Regions from separate parts of the Homo sapiens genome. Here region 2 is linked to region 1. A link is an interaction called in ENCODE POLR2A ChIA-PET data of the cell type or tissue named here. Cell type or tissue: A673. All regions are shown on one strand.

The links. Peaks named below come from ENCODE experiments on the same cell type or tissue, not always from the same donor. Only the 100,000 strongest peaks of a DNase experiment are listed, where the experiment ranks them.
Region 2: POLR2A ChIA-PET joins it to region 1 with 6 read pairs; 5 of 35 experiments call an interaction of 5 or more read pairs at or near these places.

What each region holds. Positions count from the first base shown.
Region 1 is chr10:72,706,207-72,711,206 of GRCh38, forward strand. All of the region lies in intron 1 of MCU (mitochondrial calcium uniporter), which reads left to right. Among named protein-coding and RNA genes, the nearest start is that of MIR4676, 12 kb to the right of the region's middle. In A673, no CTCF peak of the experiment used is centred here; no DNase peak of the experiment used is centred here; H3K27ac peaks cover 385 bases.
Region 2 is chr10:72,492,928-72,497,927 of GRCh38, forward strand. The region is part of intron 6 of MICU1 (mitochondrial calcium uptake 1); the gene reads right to left. Among named protein-coding and RNA genes, the nearest start is that of MICU1, 130 kb to the right of the region's middle. In A673, no CTCF peak of the experiment used is centred here; no DNase peak of the experiment used is centred here.

The DNA of each region.
Region 1 (5,000 bases):
TATGATGGTCTTATCTTTTTTTTTTTTTTAAGTAGCCATTACTAAGCATGAAACCTTTTCGTAGTAAAATTGTAGCAGCCTTCCCCTGTACATTAGAAATATAGATATATGAGATTCCTACTGCTTCTGCTGCTCTAGTGACTCAGAAGGTATAACAATATATAACTGAAAACAAATTATTTGGAGTGATTATAGCATTTTTATTGACTAGGTATCTTACTAGATTGCTTTAGACAACACACATTCTTTGGTTTTCCAGTTATTACAGTACAAAAGTGTCGGTATTTATTTCTTTGGTAACTATGAAATTTTTTAGAGACATTACAGTATCTTCTCTTTTTTTTTTTTTTGAGACGGAGTCTCGCTCTGTCGCCAGGCTGGAGTGCAGTGGCGTGATCTCGGCTTACTGCAACCTCCACTTCCTGGGTTCAAGCGATTCTCCTCCTCAGCCTCCCGAGTAGCTGGGACTACAGGCGTGCGCCACCACATCCAGCTAATTTTTGTACTTGTAGTAGAGACGGGGTTTCACCATGTTGGCCAGAATGGTCTCGATCTGTTGACCTCACGATCTGCCCGCCTTGGCCTCCCAAAGTGCTGGGATTATAGACGTAAACCACCGCACCCGGCCTTTTTTTTTTTTTTTGAGACAGTCTCACTCTGTCGCCCAGGCTGGAGTGCAGTGGCACAGTCTCAGCTCACTGAAACCTCCATCTCCTGGGTTCAAGTGATTCTCCTGCCTCAGCCTCCCGAGTAGCTGGGACTACAGGCACATGCCACCACGCCTGGCTAATTTTTGTATTTTTAGTAGAGATGGGGTTTCACCATGTTGGCCAGGCTGGTCTTGAACTCCTGACCTTACATGATCCATCTGCTTCAGCCTCCCAAAGTGCTGGGATTACAGGTGTGAGCCACCACACCTGGGCGGACTGCAATATCTTCTCTACCAGAAGAGAGATTATATTTGTAATGCTGTTGGTGAGCATTTTGAAATCTTTTTTTTTTTTTTTTTTGAGAGAGAGTCTTGCTATGTCACCCATGCTGGAGGTCAGTGGTGTGATCTTGGCTCACTGCAACCTCTGCCTCCTGATTTCTAGCAATTCTCCTGCCTCAGCCTCCCGAGTAGCTGGGATTATAGGTGCGCATCACCATGCCTGGCTAATTTTTGCATTTTTAATAGAGTCGGGGTTTCACCTTTTTGGCCAGGCTGGTTTTGCACTCCTGACCTCAAGTGATTCACCCGCCTCGGCCTCCCAAAGTCTGGGATTGCAGGCATGCGCCACTGCACCTGACTCGCCTTTTGAAATGTTATGGGAGCCAAGGATTGCTGTACCATCACAGAATATTTTTATTATTAGTTTTCTGAGATAGTTAAATAAATGAAGAGGTGGTCGTGGTGAGTGGTGTGTGTGTGTGTGTGTGTGTGTGTGTGTGTGTGTGTGTGTTTCCCACCAAAACAAAAGTAATTGAAGAGAATTTGGTGCCAAGTGGTATAATAGGAACTGGATCTGTTCCTCTTTGTTCCGTTAACTTGCTGTTTGATCTTGGACAAGTGACTTAACCCCTTTGGTCTTAATATTTTTGTCAGTTAAATAAGGATGCTTGATTAGGTGAACCTAAAGGGCTTTTAATTTTTATTTTATTTATTTTTCTGAGGTGGGGGTCTCACTATGTTGTCCAGACTGGTCTTGAACTCCTGGGCTAAAGTGATCCTCCTGCCTCACCTTCTTCAGTAGCTGTGACTACAGGCACGTACCACCACGTTCAGTTCAAAAAAAAACTTTTAAAATTATAAAACATGTTGTATTTTTATACAGTACTTTACAAGTAATTATGTTATTTCATTAGATGGCTTGTGTAAAATCATAAACTCAGGTATTGTGTATTTGCTTATTCTCACAAGGGCCAAGAGCTTGAAATGAAGAAAAACAGCCTTCAAGTTCCTCTTTAAGACAGTTTTCATAATTATTTCTGACATCTTCATGAACAATTTACCTTGTATTCCCCTTAAACAGTTCATTATGCCTTTAGTCTCATCTTTCACCTTTGTTTTCTTTTCTCTAATCCAAATTGCCGAAGGGAGTGGAGGAAGAGGTGAAGATGTGGAAAGCCCAGAGAGTTGGAGAGTTGAGAGAAGGAAGAAAGCAGTTAAGGTCAGAGTATTGAAGTAAGATGGGACTGTACTAGTAATTTATTAATTCTGAGTTGTACCTTGCCAGCCTGAAGCAGAAAATGTTTTATTTTGTAGTAACACTATAGGAATCCTAGGTGTGAAAACCTTAAGTGATTAGTTGCCTGCAGGAGTCAATAGGCATAGTGGCCCTTAAATTCTTCCAGCTCTGTGAACTGAGCCTAGTATAGTGTCAGTAACATAGACATTCAGTCCATGTTGGGTGAATGAGAGTCAAATAGTCCTGGCAACTATTGTCTAAATCCTTCTCCCCTGTGGGTAACACAGCTGTAGATCATCTTGTTCTCTGTGCCCAGATACTACAGTGATGGGAATTATGGGAATGTCAAGAAGGAATGACTTCTCTTTGATTCATGAAGCAGCTAATACTCTTAAAACAGTTTCGATTGTGCTGAAACAAGCAGGACTAAATAAAATGCTCAGTAAAAATAGTAATGAAAAAGATTGTAAAGCTATTATGTTAAAAGTAATTTGAGGCCAGGCTCAGTGGCTCACGTTTGTAATCCCAGCACTTTGGGAGGCTGAGGCAGGAGGATCACTTGAGCCTAGGCTGCAGTAAGCTTTGATTGTACCACTGTACTCCAGCCTGGGTGACAGAGTGAAATACCCTATCTCTAAAAAAAAAAAATTTAAGAAATTGATACAGTGGCATCTACCTGGCATGATTGGTGGGGGTATGGGCCATGCTGGACACTGCAGAAGAGAGAAAGGAACTATTTCAAAGAGGTGCTGCCAACTGTAGATTCTTTCTGTATATATATATTTCCAAAGAAGGCAGATTTTTGGAAGTGTTTATTTTGGAACTAGTCTTGTGTATTTCCATTCTGTCCCCACTGTATCCTGTATTTTGCACTGCCAGAATTCTGATAGCTGCCGTGAAGCAGGGCTGTGGCAAGTGGCCAAGTGTGATAAAAACCTATTTTTCATTTTAAAACAATACAGATGTCAGAATACTTTAAAGAAGTATTTAAAGATAGATTGAGTAGAATGGAACAAATAGTAAAAATCTAATGAGAAGATTGAAGGTTTTTCATTTGCTTTTGATGGAATTACATTTTTTGGAAACAGAAGAATACCAGGTTATGTCTTTCTTGATCTGTTAGTTTCTCTCTCTTTCTCCCTTTTTCCTGATCTGTGAATGCTGGTGCTAGACACTGCTGAATAGACAGGAAAAATGGATTTTCTGGTGTTTTTTTTTCTTTTTTGAGGGGACCCCTAGGGTATACTTTGTGTGAGTATCTGACTAGATATAGATATAGATGTCAATAGTTTGGTTTTGTTTATTTATTTTCTTGTTTTAACCCCAAAGAAAATGAAATCTTGTTTTCTTTTTATTTTCAGCTGTGACTTAAACGTTAAAATGCTGCCTAAGCACAGTTGAGATAGTAAAACAGGATTTTAGTGTAACATATTACAGAATTTTGGAATATTCATTTACTTAATGGACAGCTGAACTCCAGTCAGTGCTTTCTTTAAGTTTAATGTCTCATCCTGCATTGGTGTTCGATTCAGAATGAATTCAAGTTCTTAGTGTGGCCAACTGCCACAAAGTTGGGTGAACTTTAAATACATAATGGCTTTCTGTTTTGTTTTGTTTTTGAGATGAAGTCTCGATCTGTCGCCCAGGCTGGAGTGCAGTGGTGCGATCTCAGGTCACTGCAACCTCTGCCTCCCTGGTTCAAGCAATTCTCCTGCCTCAGCCTCCTGAGTAGCTGGGACTACAGGCACATGCCACCATGCCCGGCTAATTTTTTGTACTTTTTAGTAGAGATGGGGTTTCACCATGTTGGCCAGGATGGTCTTGATCTCCTGACCTCGTGATCTGCCCCCCTCAGCCTCCCAAAGTGCTGAGATTACAGGTGTGAGCTATAGCGCCTGGTTAATGGCTTTCTTTTTAATGATTCTAGAGCTTTTAACATGAGAAAGTAGAAAATGAAAGGAAACTATAATAGATTTCTTGCCTAAAATGGGTGTTCTTTGTAAGATGAAAAGTAGAGACAATCTGAGACCCTGAGTTATGGATCCGAAGGTCACATCACAGCCAGCATTAGACAGTCATAGCACTAGTGGAAGAAAAGGCAGAAGGTAAACTACTGATGGGAATGCTGTCAAAGGAGCTCACTTGGAAAGGCCATTCCATCACCTAAGGTTTTTTTTTTTTTTTTTTTTTTTTTTTGGTGGAGGTGGAGTGGTCCTTTATAAGGAAATTACATTATGTTCAATCAGACATACAAGGACAAAAATCTTTTATTTTTAAATTGTGAAGTATGTCATGTCTATAAAAAGTAGAATAATATAATATACAACCTTTAGCTTGAGAAATTGAACATTATGATTATAATTGCTGCCCCCAAGTACCATTCCTTAGACCTCTCTCCCAAAAGTAACATTCTCTTAAATTTGATGTTTACCATCCCATGAGTGTGTTTATCCTTTATCTACACCTATCTTATATAGTTTTGTAAGAATGTTTTAAAACCTTATTTAAAAGGTATTAAACTGGCCGGGCGCAGTGGCTCATGCCTGTAATCCCAGCGCTTTGGGAGGCCAAGGCAGGTAGATCACCTGAGATCAGGAGTTCAAGACCAGCCTGGCCAACATCATGAAACCCCTGTCTCTACTAAAAATACAAAAATTAGCTGGGCATGGTGGTGGGCGCCTGTAATCCCAGCTACTTGGGAGGCTGAGGCAGGATAATTGCTTGAACCTGGGAGGCAGAGGTTGCAGTGAGCCGAGATCATGCCATTGCACTCTACCTGGCAACAAGAGCGAAACTCTGTCTCAAAAAAAAAAAAAGTATTACACTGTATGT
Region 2 (5,000 bases), 210 kb before region 1:
CCAACATGGTGAAACCCCATCTCTACTAAAAATACAAAAATTAGCCGGGCATGGTGGTGCATGCCTGTAATCCCAGCTACTCGGGAGGCTGAGGCAGGAGAATGACTTGAACCTAGGAGGCAGAGGTGGCAGTGAGCCAAAATTGTGCCATTGCACTCCAGCCTGCTTACCCCCCAAACATCCTTAACTAGTATTGTGAAATAGCAGTAATTAGCAAAACTCCATTTCAAAAAATAATAAGATGTATATGTATGCATGTACATGTGTATACACACACACACACACCCACACACACATACACACACAATTTTTCCCCCACTTTCCAAAACAGAATAATAGGTATGTTTTGAGTCATCATTATGAATATTTTTCTATGCTAATAAATCTCTGCATTACATACATTATATTAAGAACTATATAAAATGTCATTGCACAGATTTATTTTAACTGGTTTAGCCATTGTTTGATATTTGAGTTCTTTCTCGTTTATTTTTATGTGTGTATTTGTTTTTTAATTATTTTACTTTATTTTATTATTTTATTGAAACAGGGTATCACTCTGTCACCCAGGATGGAGTGCAGTAGCACAATCACAGCTTATCAAAGCCTTGACCTGCTGGGCTCAGGTGATTCTCCCACCTCAGCCTCCTGAGTAGCTAGGACTATGGGTGCCCATCACCATGCCTGACTAATTTGTGTATTTTTTGTAGAGACATGGTTTCGCCATGTTGCCCAGGCTGGTCTTGATTGAACTACTGGGCTCAAGCGTTCTGCCCGCCTTGGTCTCCGAAGTGCTAGGATTACAGGTGTGAGTCACCATGCCTGGCCTGAGTTCTTTCTAGTTTATTTTTTGACCGTCAACATCATTATACATGTGATTATTTTATTAGCCTAAACATGTAGAAAAGGAATTGCTGGACCAAAATTTGAAAGTGTCTGGTAAACACCATCAAGACGCTGAAAAGGTTTTGCCAATAATTTATGCTCTCACCAATACTATATAGTCAATTAAATTTAAGGGTCAATTCCAATAGTTAATCCTGGCATACAAATGGTTTTGGGAACACTATGAATTTGGTAGTGAAACGAGAGGAGGAAAATTGCCTCTTCAAAGAGGTAATCAACCCTAATCTTTATTTCAGTTTCTTGGAGTTCTTTAGACCTCTGGGAGTGGTCTAAGCTTAGGAAAGACTTTACCTCATACAGTTTTGGGGAATGTGCACAACTCTAGGACAATTTAACCTTAGGGCCGACCTGGGGGTAAAGCTGCCTAAGACATAAGGTAGAGCCAGAATGCTGGCATTTCGCATAGTTCTTAGACAAGCCCATGCCCTGGGAATTTCTGGTCCATAGACAGTCAAAGGGTAGTTAGTCTCCATTAAAATAGGAGGGAGGCAGTTAAGCTGCAGTTTCTGGCAGACTTCTAGGGACAATCTAGTCAGGCGACCCATGTTTCTACTCGAATAAATTCTGAACATAAAGAAAAAACACTTAGAAATGTAATGTATATTCTCCAAACAGACTTAAAATTCATATTGAACTCAGTCTTGCTAGTGTTTGAAAATCCTAAGACAATGAAATTACATAGGATGGTTACTATAAGCTTATTATCATTACATATTATCTCTGCAATGGCTAAAAAGAGCTCTTTATTCGTTATCAGTGTGATCTACTTAATGGCAATCGGCAAGTTTTCCTAAATAATATGAAATACTACATGTTAAGAACCCGAAAATAAAATTAAAAAAAAAAAGAACAACAACAACAAAAGGGTTTTAAAATTTCATAAGAAGATTGTGAGACTTTTCTTGAATTCCTCCAGCAAGGCTTCGGCTATACAGGCATTTATTCCTTCTAACAACTGTTTTTCTTTCATTTACATTTTTTCCAAAAAATACACTTCAGCCCTGATTCTAAAAAAAAAAAAAACAAAACAAAAAACCATGTATAATTTCACATCTAAAGAAAAGAAATAGCTGATGTTTCTACTTCACAGTGTACAGCCTATCTATGAGCTTTATCTCAGCCTCAGTTATTAGATGACTTTCAGAGAGCTGCCAGAAATAGTCTTTTATTTAAACTGGTTTTCCTTACACTGTTATTTGACAGTTGTGTTATAGAAAGATTATTCAATATCAGTGATGTCAAAAAGCTTGGATTTCCCAAGAGTTCCTGGGTGACAGATTCTAGAAGGCAAGCCAGTGCTTTTCTACTTTAGGAATATATTTTCTTCAAATTCATGTTACTATTTTATGCCCAAATTACATGTCTGCATAATAGACCCCCATCCCTAACTTCAGAGATCTAAAAAAAAAAAAAAAAATCATCTGCTTGAATTTCATTTCATGTGGTTTTTTATTCCATACCATGTGCTCAATAATAGCCAAAGTGACGGCTTATGCCAAGATGCAATTTATTGCATAGATGCTTAGAACTAGCTACTTTAGGCTGGGTGCAGTGGCTCACGCCTGTAATCCCAGCACTTTGGGAGCCCAAGGCGGATGGATCACCTGAAGACAGGAGTTCAAGACTAGCACGGCCAACATGGTGAAACCTGCTCTCTACTAAAAGTACAAAAATTAGCTGAGCGTGGTGGCGGGTGCCTGTAATTTCAGCTACTTGGAAGCTGAGGCAGGAGAATCACTTGAACCTGGGAGGCAGAGGTTGCAGTGAGCCAAGATTGTACCATTGTACTCCAGCCTGGGCAACAAGAGTGAACCTCTGTCTCAAAAAAAAAAAAAAAAAAAAAAAGACAACTAGCTACCGTAATAAAGAAATTAGATTTTTGTGACTTAACCTATGCTAATGACACTCTTTAGATGTGACTAAGTTTGGCATTCACCCAAAAACTGTTTTCAATTTAGTGTTCAAACAGAAAAATTTAGACAGTCTAACTAATTTTCTAGCTTTTATCATGTATACATACATAGAAAATAACTGGTCCCTTAAGACATTTAAAAATGCTAGACGGGATACTGAGGATGCCTGGAGCAATATAAAATTATGGTAAATTATGGTATTCATACTAAGTCATCATTTGGAATTTTTTTTTTTTTTGAGACAAGGTCCTGCTCTGTCACCCAGGCTAGAGTGCAGTGGTGTGATCTCAGCTCACTGCAACCTCTGTCTCCTGGTCTCAAGCGATCCTCCCACCTCAGCCTCGCAATTAGCTGGAACCACAGGCACACAACACCACACCAGGCTTATTTATTTATTTTGAGTTGGAGTTTTGCTCTGTCGCCTAGGCTGGAGTGCAGTGGCACAATCTCGGTTCACTGCAACTGCCACCTCCCAGGTTCAAGCAATTATTCTGCCTCAGCCTCCTGAGCAGCTGGGATAATATAGGCATGTGCCACCACGCCTGGCTAATTCCTTTTTTTTTTTTTTTTTCCGAGACAGAGTCTTGTTCTGACGCCCAGGCTGGAGTGCAATGGCATGATCTTGGCTCACTGCAACCTCCACCTCCTGGGTTCAAGCGATTCTCCTGCCTCAGCCTCCTGAATAGCTGGGATTACAGGCATGCGCCACCACACCTGGTTAATTTTTGTATTTTTAGTAGAGATGGGGTTTCATTATGTTGGCCAGGCTGGTCTTGAACTCCTCACCTCAAGTGATCCACCTGCCTTCACCTCCCAAAGTGCTGAGATTATAGGCATGGGCCACCGTGCCTGACTGCCCAGCTAATTTTTGTAGAGACTGGGTTTCACCATGTTAGCCAGGCTGGCCTCAAACACTTGACCTCAGGTGATCCACCCACCTTGGCCTCCCAAAGTGCTGGGATTACAGGCGTGAGCCACCGTGCCTGGCCTAATTTTTGTATGTTTAATAGAGACAGAGTTTCACTATGTTGCCAAGCCTGGTCTCGATCTCTTGGGTTCAAGTGATCCACCTGCTTTGGCCTCTCAAAGTGCTGGGATTACAGGAGTGAGCCACTGTGCCCGGCCAGAAAAATTCTCAGATATTTATTTAGCCAACAAATATATATGGAATTCTTACTATATGCCAGACAATGTGCTGTATCAATATCTTCTCCAAAACAGGCAGTATCAGGCAAACCATTCAATGACAACCACTATTTCCTGCCTTGATTCCCTTTGTGTACCCTTTAAATTCCCCAACAAAACAAATAAGAGTTTTCTTTTTTTTTTTTGAGATGGAGTCTCACTCCGTCGCCCAGGCTGGAGTGTGGTGGCGCCATCTCAGCTCACTGCTACCTCTGCCTCCTGGGTTCAAGCAATTCTCCTGCCTCAGCCTCCTGAGTAGCTGGGATTACAGGCACATGCCACTGCATCCGGCTAATTTTTGTATTTTTAGTAGAGATGGCGTTTCACCATCTTGGCCAGGCTTGTCTTGAACTCCTGACCTCGTGATCCACCCACCTCAGCCTCCTAAAGTGCTGGGATTACAGGTGTGAGCCACCACGCCCAGCCCAAATAAGCATCTTTATAAGTTGTTCCAGAAGCAGGTTAAGCAACACCATGATAAGACGTAAGCATAATCAAACACTATTAAGCCGAGGGTTTAAATGAAAGGTCCAGCTATACAGATGGACCAATACATTTGATTCCGGTCTCGCTTCTAAGAGGCAGACAATGTGAAAATGTGGGGCTCGCAGACCAAAAGCAAACATCATCTTTAAATATCATCAATTATTGAGGGCTAAATTTCTTCAGAGCCATCCCAACCATCAGTAGAAGAAAAACAGGACAGAGCAGAGGCTGAGGAAGATAGGATAAGTGAGAAGAGTTCTAAGGAACTGGGATCAGGGCAAGTCTCCACAGTTTGCTCTAGGGTAATGAAGGGGAGACTATGGCAGAAAGGCCCACTGAGGTCCACTTGACACTGTAATCAATGGTATAGTGATAGATGGGTGCCTGGGTCTCCTTTCTACCTAGAAAGAACTCAAAGAAGCCACATCTCAAATATGCTTTCATTCAAATATTTTTAGAATTACCACTAGCTAAATACAATATCAGGTGCTCTGGAAATACAAAGCCATA